2 separate regions of the Homo sapiens genome follow, and region 2 is linked to region 1. The links are chromatin contacts, found by Hi-C or POLR2A ChIA-PET in ENCODE. All regions are on one chromosome and are shown on one strand. Each heading gives the region's core, a stretch centred on a gene start or an enhancer-like site at or near the end of the contact. The rest is flanking DNA. Distances are from core to core; before and after follow the strand shown.

Region 1 (2,911 bases), core at 190-2,689:
CTTAAACATCTATAAAACCCAAAGCAGCTCCATATTTCCGGCTGGGAAGCACACAACACATTAACACACAGCTTCCATGAAAGATGACAGGGCCACCCACGAAAAGACCTGGGGTGGCAGCTCCCTGTTTGCTCCGAGTTTTGCAGCCTCCCAGGTTTTCATGGAAGCAGATGGGACACAGAAAAGAATACTGATAATAGACCTGAGGGGGTGAAGGGGCATGAGCTAAAAAATCAGTGTCGGTGTCAAGAGTGTCCCCATACCTCCCCCACGGGGGTCGGGGATTCTGAGCATTTTGTATTAATACTTCAACTCCCGAGGGCCCAGATAACAGCAAGACAGGAGCCTTCTGAAAAGACAGACCCCATGCTGTGCCCTCTCACAGGCAAATACAGCGCCAGGTAGAAACCTTATCAAGAATTATAGGCTTCACAATGTCTTTCCAGAAAGCCCCGCTTTGGAGGCGCCTAAGGAAACACGAGCAGCCTCAGCAGCAAATGAAAAGCAGCAACACAGAGGTTCTGCTCCTTCCTCCAGGAACGCACCCAGCAGAGCCATGCAACAGAGCGGGCATGAGAGAGATGCCCACCCAGAGGAGCCAAAACCCACTTGCTCCAATAAAAAACAACAATTAGCCAGGCATGATGGTGTGCACCTGTAGTCCCACCTACTCGGGAGGCTGAGGCAGGAGCATCGCTTGAACCCGGGAGAGGGAGGTTGCAGTGAGCTGAGATCATGCCACTGCACCCCAGCCTGGGTGACAGAGCAAGACTCCATCTCCAAAAAAAAAAAAACAACAACAACATTAAAACTTCCCCCAAAACTGGAGAAGTAAATAAGCTTACCAGGAAGATTTCTTAATGACCTTTTACTCCAAGCTAATTTAAATGATTTTGGTCTTGGCACTCATTGTGGATGGCTGTGTAATGATTTATGATGATTTTACAAGGCAAGTGATTCACAGGAAAGCCTCGTCCTTCCCCAGGCCCCAGTTCACTCCCCCACAAAAATGCTGAATCTGATATTCAAAGTATGAATGAAACACACTATTTATATCTAACTTAGTGACTGGATGTGGTATAAAAACCTTACAAGTGCGAACAATCATATAGAAAATACGTTTACAGGGAAGAAAAGAAAAACAACTAAAATCCTGGAAATTGGTGGCTCTGAAATAATTGTACAGACTCCCCTGGACCTCCAACGTTTGTCTATAAAGGATGTTAAATGTCAAGACACTTCTCCAGTTCGAGAGAATTCAACTGCCAGAAGCCAGCTCCAGAGACAGGATTCACCCAGGAGGAGCCCAGGCCTGGTCAGGGCCGTTAGAGACAGCCCTCGAGTGCAGCATGAAGCAAAAGGAGATTTGTTCTGTGCAAAGACTCACACCAATCACCAAAACCCTGTGCTCTAGGGCTATCAGCTCCTGCCTTCTTTCAGAGCAGCAGCTCCTGGGGTCTGCGCCCAGAGAAGCGGCCTCTGTGCCAGCCAGCTGTGTGCCAGCAGCTGTGCACCCGTCAGCGTGCAGGTCACAGGGTCATGGCCAACACAGGGCATTCAGCACAAAGTGCACACGTGCAGTTGGGAACCCTGGTCCCAGCCCTCATGCTCCCAGTCACCAGCCACATGCCTTTCTAGGCGTGTCCTTCACGCCCTCAACTCGTCCCCTCCTCTGTCAGGCACAGAGAAACAATAAGAAGAAGCCACATGTCACCGAAGCCCCTTGCAAATGCCTCCTTCTATAAAATCCAGTGACCCCCTCAGAGCCCACAGCATCCAGACCCCAGGGACATCCAGGCAAACACACACCTGGCACTTAGGCCCCTCTTCTCATCCCAGGCAGCTTCCTACCCTGCAGGTACCCTTCCAGGAGTGCTGGGGAAATACAGACACTCTCGCTCGTGGATCACCAGAGCCCCCAAATACAGCCCCATCTAGCCCAGCTCAGCAGCACAGCCTCGGCATCCTGGGCCATGACCACGGCTGAGCGGAAGATGGCACAGTATCAAGGAGCATGGCCCTTGTACATCTGAAAGGCCTTTGTGCCAGCATCGGACCCATCCAATCCTTGCACAGCCTTGACTCCCCGGTACCCCCGCCCTAGCTAGAGCCTGAACCCTGGCCCTCAGGCACCCGGTGACTAGAGAATGCAGTCTCCATTTCCTTAAACTCACTTAAAAGCTTTCCCCGAAACTTGCAGAGCCCTGCAATTTACAGGCAGACGTTCAAGGAGCAGCATCCACGATGCTCTGCGATCAACAAAGCAAGCTCTTCCTTCTTTCCTATTTCCTGCTCACTACCTCTCCGCCTGTCCCATCTTTCAAAAATAAGACCTGCTGTAAATCCCTGTGAGAACTGCACAGGATGTGTTTTTAGACTTAAGAACATTGTGAAGGGAAAGATACATAAATGTAGAAATAGAAAAAGTGCTGAGACAGTAACCAAGTTAAGCCCAAACCGCCATTATCTGAAGGACACGTGAGCAAAGCTGCCTCTGCCCAGGGGTTGATTAAGTGATCCCCTCCTGATGTCCACAGTTGACTAGCAAAGTTTCTCAAACCTTAAAGAAACAGTCAAAAATTAATTCCCTGCAACGAACTCTCCTAAGGGGTTACTCAGTGGCCAAATCAAAAGATCTCTGTAATCATTCTTTTTAGCTGCAGGCAAAAATTGCTATTTAAGACAAGGGCATCCCTTCCAAAAAAAGAACAAGAATGCTGTCCTCAGAGCTTCCAACTTCAAAACACGCCATGGGCGGCCGCCCCAATTAGGAGGATTATTGGGACGTCAGCGGCCCTGCTGGCACGACGGGCTGTGCTTTAAATCCCGCCAACCCCTGTAAGCCAGGAGGGTTTCGATGGGATGCCTCCTCCACCTTTATCCTGGTCCCTAGTGGGGCGTGCCTCACGTA
Region 2 (2,911 bases), core at 161-2,660, 46 kb after region 1:
GACACCACGGCAGGCTCCTACGCAACTTCACTCTCCAATTTTACTAAGGGGGGGCGAGGGGTTCTCAGACCCATGCACAATAGTGGTATGTGGCATATTTAATTCTGGCTGGTCTGTGTAAATATAAATAACAGTTACCTGACGACATAATCAAAGAATGCAAGTGAAAATGAAGCTGGAACAAATGATAAAATGAGCTCTTTTTATTTTACACGGCAGTAGCCAGTATCCTATCAAATAACATGCATGCCTAGCTCTTTTAAGTAACACATCCCTAAACCAAAATACTTCAATCATATTAATAAGGTGGTTTTTAAAATAAGCTGGAAAAGCTCCTTTTGGGAGGCTAGCCACCGTTGCATCTACTCGGGTCATTTTCTTTAATAGTATTTACTCCATAGCCCCATGGTGAACGTACATCACTCAGCTTTTAAATTACCTTCAATCAAGATTCGAAACTGCATGGCAGGCTGACGGGGGCAATGCCTTTCTGCTGTATGTGTAAGTAGGATCCCCACTAAAGTTCCTTTTGTGACTTGCTGGTTAAGTCACACGACGAGCGGACCGGAGGGTCCGAGGGCTCCGTCCTTTGTTACGCAGGGGACACCCCTGGAAGGCCAGCCCAACGCCCACGGGCACATCTGGGCTTTTCCAGGCAGTCCACAGAGCCATCCCCGGCCTCTTTACCGCGGAGACACTGTGAGGTCACACACGCAGAACACAAAACCCCCACGCAGCAGCCCCTCGCGAGGCGCCCCAAGCCCGGGTGCCCACCGCCAACTCCCACCCCAAATCCGCTCGCGGGCGCAGGACCGGTTCAGGTGTGAACACTTATGTAATCGTCCTCGGGGCCACGCCTTTCCCACCGCCCCACCTCCGCCAGAACAAAGTGAAGTTTAAAATAGAAACCAATTACCTGGGCTCCGCCGCGCCTCGGCCCCCGGAGCCCGGTCCACGCCGCCGCGCGGACCCCCGCCTGCCCCGGCCCGGAGCCCCGCGCAGACCCCAGTTCCGGACCGGACCCGCCCCCCTCCCCGGCCCCGGCCCCGGCCCCGGCCCTCCACAGCCCCATCCGCTCGCTCCCCCCAACCCCGCGGCCTGCCCTTCCCCCCGCAGCCCCCTCTCTCCTCCTCCGGGCCTCGCTCCCGCCCCCGCCGGCTCCCCCCGCCCGCCCCGCCCGCCCCCGCCCCCCGGCCCGCACAGACCCCCGCCTTTGTTATGGTGCGAAGTTGGGCTGTGGGTCCGTCTCTTTCACTTCTTGGGTTACAGTGCAGGCGTGTGACGTCCGCTCCACATGACGGGGGCGGGGGGCGGGGGGCGGGCGCCGGGGGGCGGGGGCGGCGGGCCAGGCCCTCCCCGTGCTTCTCCGCCCCTTCCCGCCCCGCCCACGGCCCTCCTCCTGGCAGCCCAGCAACAAGCGGCCACCGCCCCCACCCCGGGGCGGGCAGGTGAGTCCCCCCCCGACCCGCCCCCAGCCCAGAGGGCCGCCCTGCGCTCTCGCCCCCGGCCCCTGGCCGCGCGTGCCCCAGGTCCCCCAGTAGCGCCCCAGCGCCGCTGCTGCTCAGACACACCGAAATAGGAATGATTTAATCCAACGACACCTCCCAGGGCTGCCCAGTCCCGGTTCCGCCGGCTCCTGAGATTGGGGAGGGGCAGAATTGGGTGGAACTCGGGCTGGGGGGCGGAAATGGCCCGAGTGGGAGGGAAGGCGCGGAGTCGGACGCTACCTTGTAACCGAGTTAGATTTCTGCAGAAGAGGAGGACGAAGGTCGCCCACGGACCCTCGGGTGACCTCGGTGCGGCCTGGTGGCCGGGCACACCCGCGCATGGACGAGGTCCCTCCCAGGGGTCTCCCTGCAGGGGTCTCCGGGGAGGTAGTGGGCACGTGGGTCCTTAACCTCTCCATTGCATCATCCCCATCCCGGTGGGTACAGAAGCGCAGCAACCCCGCGGTGCTCCCGGAAGACACCGCGTCTCCAACATTTACACGGAGATGCTGCTCGGCTCAGGTCGGGTCCGTACGCTTCCCGAGGTGCGTACTACGCGAGCCACACACATCACTACCGATATTCCTGAGAAAGTCGGTGCCACAGTAAGTCAGCTGCAAGCGTGGGGTGGCCGGTGACGCGCTGTGCCCGTGAATACGCCCATTGTGCGGGTCAGACGCAGCCAGGGCGCAGCGTTCAGGAGGCGGGTGGGCAGCCGAACTTTCACTGGCCACGAGCGCTTCACCTTCTAGAATTTGCCAGGGACTAGGCATCAACTCCCAGTGAGAAAATCACATGTGAAGTTGGAAGACACATGCTGCCCTTCACTTTTCTACGGAGTTCACATCAGTTTCAGCAATCCGCGTTCTCAGTTCGCTTTGCCCGGGCGAGTGGGTTCCATCATCACCTGAACCAAAAACGCACCAGGGCGCGCGTGCCCAGGCACCAAGGCCAGAGAAACCGCACGTTTCGAGTCCCCAGTTGCTGAGAAACAATCACAGCCCTCCTCTTTTCTCCCCCTTCTGCAGGTTCCGACCTGAATCTGAAAGTGCTTCTAAACCCCATGCTTCACAGAACGTTCGGAGGGGGAGGCGCTCCGTGGGGGCTGCTGCGTGCCCATGTAGCCGAACTGACTCGAATAAAAGCGTGTCCACGTCTACATCACACATCTGTGTAAATGCAGAAGCCTGCGGATGCGCGGGGCTGGCCAGACTTCACAGTGTGCAGACACATGGGCTCATGCACGCGCACGCGCGCGCTCACACACACACCCCAAATTACCTCCGGGATGGAGAAAGCCGCTGCGGATTGGCCAGCAGAGCCGTCACTCACGCCCAGGGGGCAGGGAGACTTCGCAAAGCTGTTTCCTTTTTTTTTTTTCCTCCTCTCCTCCCTACCGTTTCATTTAATGGTAAAACAACAGC

The links. A loop is a pair of places that touch in the nucleus more often than their neighbours do. ChIA-PET counts read pairs that join two places held with the same protein, here RNA polymerase II (POLR2A). Pooled maps may share reads with other maps.
Region 2: a loop to region 1 is called in a map of sigmoid colon, with 4 times the contacts of the local background. The contact joins the promoter of ZNF516-AS1 here to the enhancer-like site in region 1. A Hi-C loop is called at or near these places in 47 of 168 maps with a recorded cell type or tissue (CD14-positive monocyte, CD4-positive, alpha-beta T cell, CD4-positive, alpha-beta memory T cell and 30 more), 20 of 37 single-sample maps with no recorded cell type and 43 of 50 pooled maps. POLR2A ChIA-PET finds 5 or more read pairs at or near these places in 11 of 52 experiments (A673, BJ, CD4-positive, alpha-beta T cell and 7 more).

The regions. Positions count from the first base shown.
Region 1 is chr18:76,444,477-76,447,387 of GRCh38, forward strand. The region is part of intron 2 of ZNF516 (zinc finger protein 516); the gene reads right to left. Among named protein-coding and RNA genes, the nearest start is that of ZNF516-AS1, 46 kb to the right of the region's middle. RefSeq lists enhancers at 1,622-2,200, 2,201-2,779, 2,780-2,911. Within about 2 kb of position 1,440, at least 8 of the 41 ENCODE cell types and tissues checked have a DNase peak (open chromatin) inside an H3K27ac peak, as active enhancers do; they include gastrocnemius medialis, heart right ventricle and ovary, where a contact is called at or near this core.
Region 2 is chr18:76,490,242-76,493,152 of GRCh38, forward strand. It overlaps ZNF516-AS1 (ZNF516 antisense RNA 1), which reads left to right and starts at 1,411. Exons shown (of 2, transcript NR_136504.1): 1 at 1,411-1,448; 2 at 2,516-2,911. All of the region lies in intron 1 of ZNF516 (zinc finger protein 516), which reads right to left. RefSeq lists a silencer at 1,313-1,402 and enhancers at 2,063-2,112, 2,793-2,911.